Linked DNA regions of Homo sapiens: region 1 is linked to region 2. Evidence: chromatin loops called from intact Hi-C (ENCODE). Cell type or tissue: HCT116. All regions are shown on one strand.

Evidence for each region. Peaks named below come from ENCODE experiments on the same cell type or tissue, not always from the same donor. Only the 100,000 strongest peaks of a DNase experiment are listed, where the experiment ranks them.
Region 1: it touches region 2 in a loop (3-fold over the local background); 3 of 110 quality-filtered maps call a loop at or near these places.

What each region holds. Positions count from the first base shown.
Region 1 is chr16:89,052,585-89,055,084 of GRCh38, reverse strand. No RefSeq gene overlaps it. Among named protein-coding and RNA genes, the nearest start is that of ACSF3, 40 kb to the left of the region's middle. In HCT116, a CTCF peak has its summit at 1,478 (motif pointing left); DNase peaks (open chromatin) are centred at 1,454, 1,687 and 2,054; H3K4me3 peaks cover 1,486 bases; H3K27ac peaks cover 1,728 bases.
Region 2 is chr16:88,815,236-88,817,735 of GRCh38, reverse strand. The region is part of intron 13 of GALNS (galactosamine (N-acetyl)-6-sulfatase); the gene reads left to right. Among named protein-coding and RNA genes, the nearest start is that of APRT, 4.6 kb to the right of the region's middle. RefSeq lists enhancers at 546-1,045, 1,046-1,547 and a silencer at 1,470-1,579. In HCT116, a CTCF peak has its summit at 1,555 (motif pointing left); no DNase peak of the experiment used is centred here.

The DNA.
Region 1 (2,500 bases), 240 kb before region 2:
TGAGCGGCCCCGCACTCTGAACCTTCCCTTCTCTTCCAGATGAGCTGAGAACAGGCAGCAGCTGCAGAGGAAGGTGGGCTTTGCCCTTCTCCCAGCTCCTGCGCCTCACATCACATGCACCTGCAGCGGTCACAGTGGGCCTCAGACCTCAGGTCCTGCTGGGTAGCCACAGCGGGCCACAGAGCCACCTCCGGGACATGCAGGAGGAGCGTCCAGGCTGAGGGAACAGCCAGGGCTTCGGCGGAGGAGCTCCCAGAACATTTCAGGGGCAGCAAGAAGGCCCGTGTGGTGGAACAGAGTGAACCCAGGGAGGCAGCAGGGGCCGGGTTCCAGGGCAAGGCCACAAGGTCAGCTGAGTAGCCCAGGCCCCTGACCTCCCCAATCCCAGGGTTAGGCCGTACCTCCCAGAGCCTCCTCCAGCCTGGGGCCTGGGAATGCCCAATGCAGAGGAAGACCCAGGGGCCTGAGGTCAGAGGTTGCAGCCTAAATGCAAACTGTGACCAGGAGCAGCCTGGGTGGCACAGAGGGGGCGTGGCCTCGAGGGCGGGATGGGGCAGGGCCCAGGGTGGGACCTGTCAGACACGGGCTGGGAACAGGTGAGGGGAGTGACAGCCACAGGGCAGATGCCACAGGCAGCTCCCCGTTCACTCCCGCAGCTCCCAGCCATGCCCTGGGGGTTAACTCCCCGTTCACTCCCGCAGCTCCCAGCCATGCCCTGGGGGTCGGCTCCAGCCCTGTGTTCCTGCCGCAGGGCACCGGGAAGACGACGAGGTTCTGGGGAGCAGGGTGGCCGCAGGAGCCCCAGCCACGCAATCTGAGGTTCTGGGGTGTCCAGGGTATTGAGGCATCTCAGGGCCGAGTCTCGCGGTCCGTCCCGGAGGGTGTTCCTTGCTTGTCCATTGTGGGGCATTCCAGGGCTTTCTGAAGCTGAGGTTGTCCTTGGTTGGATAAAAAAAAAGTTAACGCTGTGAAGAGCATTGCGGTGCCTGAAAATGCCCAGAAGAGGCTTCTGCCACCAGGCGACCAGTGGCCAGGGTCGGCCGCCTTCAGGCGAGCGGGTGTGAGGGGGCTGGTGACCCAGATGCAACCTGTCCTGGCCCGAGGACCCAGCGCATGGAGGGGCAGGGAGCCATCCTGGAGGGGCCTCACTCAGTCCTCCAGCACCTGCCCGCCCTTCTCCCTGCACCGCACCGTCCACGAGTCACAGGGAGACGGGCCCCCCAGCACCCGCCCGGCCTTCTCCCTGCACTGCACTATTTGCAAGGCTCGGGGAGATGGGCCCCCCAGCACCCGCCCGGCCTTCTCTCTGCACTGCACCATCCGCGAGGTGTGGGGAGACGGGCTTGGGTTGTCTTCTAGGGTGACGTGGTGGCCGTTGGTGGCCGTCAGGGCAGGGTGGCCACTCCCTTGGCTCTTCCTGGCTCCTCGCCCACCTTGCGGAGGGAGCAGCCTCATCCTCAGGGCTCGGACACCAGCTCCACCTCGCGGCGCCAGGTCACTCCATGCAGGAAGAGGAGCTGGAGGCTATGACCGCCGGCTCTGTCCCCAACACCTCGTCTCCCCGATGCCCGGGAGTTGTCACCTGCGTCTCCAGGGTCAGAGGTCATGCATAACCAACATGGGGCTCTTCAAGCAAGGGAGGCGACAGAGACAGCGGGGTCAGCACAGAGCAAGTGCCGGCAACCGCTCTCTAGCAGGAGCCTGGCCGAGGCTCTGTTCCACCCCGTCCTCAGCCTGAGGCTGGCCTTTCACGTCCAGTTGGGATGCCCTCTGGCCCTCAGACGTAGGTCAGGACTCCCGGACTGTGCCCATGGCAGGCAACAACCCCCGGGGTCATCCCGCCAGACTCTCGGCCAGCCCTGCTGTCTTGCCAGCCGCCGTGTCCGCACAGGAGCCAGGGTTGGCACTCGATGAATAAACGCCTTTCAAGAGAAGAAACGCAGGGAGCTGGGTGTGGTCACCGTGGCAGACCGTTGGGGGAGGCGGGGGGCTGGGCAGGGGACAGGGTGGCCGGGGCTGGCGTGTGTCCCAGGGGACCTGGCAGGGGAAGGTACGCCCAATCAGGAGGCTCCTCGATGTGACGTGGATCCGTGTTTCCTCTTCTTCTTCCTGGTGGTTTACGTAAGAGGGAGAGCAATGGGGACGGGCAGGGACAGAGCTGCGGGCTGAGGTTCCTCCGTTCGGCGAAGCCCCTTCTCTCTGCCCCCGCCTGCTCTGGGCTTTCTTGGCTATGTCTGCTCCTGACAGGAGGGATGTGTGTTGCCAGGGGTGGGGGCTTGGCGTGTGTGCGTGTGAGAATATGTGTGTGTGTTTAAAATACAAAAAAAAAAAAAAAAGAAGCGTGCCTATACTCAGCCGCGAGACGCTGGCCAGCCTCCATCCGTGCCAACTCCCCTCCGAGCTGGCACTGGGGACTCCGGAGGCACGGGGAGGAGGAAGGTGCGGGCAGCTTGCGGTGAGGATGGACGCGTGCCACCGACGTATGCCAGCGGCTGCAGGG
Region 2 (2,500 bases):
TGGGGAGCTCCAAGGCCCCTCTCCTGCCCCCCACAAGTCACTGAGGGACAGCAGGGCGCGTGAGAGGGTCCGGGGTCCCCTGGTCCTCGACTCCCACACGGGCAGCTTCTCCTTGCAGGGGCCCTGTGATGACCTCCAAACTCCCGGGCTCTGAAGGCACCGAGGCAGGAACGGCACTGCCCGGTGGGTCCCGGGTGGGCTGGTGGGCACTGTTGAGTGGCGGCGGCCCCAGGGCCCACCTGCGAGGTTCTCATTTGTGCCTCCTTCATGCTGGGCCAGCCCCAGAGACCTTCGCATCAGACCTGATCTCACTCATAGGCACCCACCCAGAGCAGCACCTCCGTGCAGCCTGACAAGACCAGGCCTTGTTCACCTCCAGTAGAGAAACGGCCTCATCACGCCAGCATCGGCCAGAAACACAAGCACAGACGTGCCTCCAAAGTTTCACTGAAGTCTGTGTTCAGGCCACAAAGGATGCGTCGTCGTCTTGTCCAGCCCTGGGGGCCGCAGCAGTCAGGGCCTCTCAGGAGCAGCTTTTCTGTCCCCTGCTTGGGGGTCCCATAGGGTGGCATGTGGACGGCCCAGCCATCCCGCGTGTGCAGTGGCCGCAAAGGCCTGTTTCCCAGCACAGCTGATGTGGGTCCCAGCAGGGCAGGTCTTCACAGCTCCTTCAGATGGGACACGTGCGGCCCTCGCTCTAGTCGGCAAAAACGAGCCACACACAGGTCTGCGGTGTCGCTCCTGGGTGCCCAGAGCCCACCGAGCACAGTGGAGATGGCCGAGCCCAGCCTCGAGGCCCCTGGGCCGTCGCTCACCTGTTTACACGGGCTGGGCGTGGCTGCCCACAGCCCCTGGATCTGCCGCGCAGGATTCGGGAAGAAGGCCCCTCGGCAGCTGCAGACTTCAGCCTGGGCTCCTGCTGTGCGGGCGAAAAGGCCCAGCTGAAGCCTCTTTCCAGGGCCAGACCCGGCTGCAGCGTGGGAGCCGCTGGGTGCCCGCCGTGCCGTGGGAAGGAAGGTGGTGGCTCTGAACAGCCAGGGAGCCACAGCGTGGGCCGGCGGATGTAACAGGAGAGCACCGGCCATCGGGAGCACCTACCAGCAGTGAGGACCATGGAGGGCAGATGGCCTTGTCCCTGCCCAGGGACAGTCCACCCTGCAGGGTTATTTAGGACTGGGCAGGGCAGGGCCACCTCCGTTAGTTGGGGGGCGGGGGGCGGGGGTGCCTGGCAAGTTTCATAGGAAGATATTCAGGGCCCTTCCTTCAAAGGGACCTGGGCAGCTGGCGTCCCCGCCTCTGGACTCAGTGGTGGAGCAGGGAGGTCCCTGTCTCAGGACCCCTGAGTCTCGGGGCCCCAGGAGCCCAGGGCCACCAGCCGTGGAGGAGCCCTGGCCTTCTGCCTTCCACACCCAATCCCACTCCGTGCTGCTGGGTCCTTCTCTACGACCCAGGCTGCAGTGGCTCCACGGGCGCAGGCCACACCTGCCATGGAGACAGTGGGCACAGGGCAGGGGAGGTGGGCGCACACAGCCTGGCTGCCACTGCCATCTCCTGGGCACTGGGGGAACTGCCCCCACCGCCACACCTGTGCTCTCTGCAGGGGGAAAAGTGCCAACTCAGACCTGGCGAGCTGAGCCACTGGGGTCTGAGGGGCCCAGATGCCACCGTGAGCAGAGCCATGGGGGAGATGCACAGACACGCGTGTGAAGCCTGGGGGCCCTCCTTACCCCTTCCCTGCCCTCTGTCCCCGCCAACTCCAGGCCAGCCCCAGGAGAGGGGCTCAGTGGCGTCTCTGGCACAGAGGAGAGGGAGTGTGGCCACCTGGACCCCTGCTTCTGGGACAGCTGAGCGGCCTTTGAGAAATGCAGATCCCCCATCCAGACTCAAACACACCCTGCGGCTGCCTCTGCTGCCCCTGGAGTTTGGGAGCAGCTTCCTCACCCAAACCCACTCCTGCTCTGGTGGCCAAGGGGGCAGGGACACTCATGCGGCATCCCTGCTGCCGCCTAGGGCTGGAGACTGTCCTTAGTACCCTGAGCAGCACCCAGAATCCAAAGTCTGTCCCCGGAAAGTGCCCTCAGGGCCATGCGGCGTCTGACGTGGCACAGAAGTGGCCTGGATGGGGACACAGAACCAAACTGCACTCATTTCAGCCAAGAAGGCTCCTCTTAGCGGCATAAGTCTCCCTTTCTGTTGCCAGGAAAAGTGCCCTCCCATCAAGCAAGGCTTCCGCTAAGCAAGGCTGCACTGTGAGGTCCACACACACCCAGGCGATGGAGGGGTGCGGGCTCCGCTCAGCACCGCACTGAACTGAGCCCAGCAGCGCAGTAGGGACTGGCTTCTCCCTGGGAAAGGCTTCTTGAGAGGCTGAAGCTGCAGGAGAGGGTGATGAGTTGAGAAGCTCAGGGTGGGCCCTCCTGGGAGGACCGCCTGCCCTTTCTAACACTGCTGGCCCTCGGAGGCCCTCAGCCACTTGGCAGCTGCATCCCCCATACCCGGG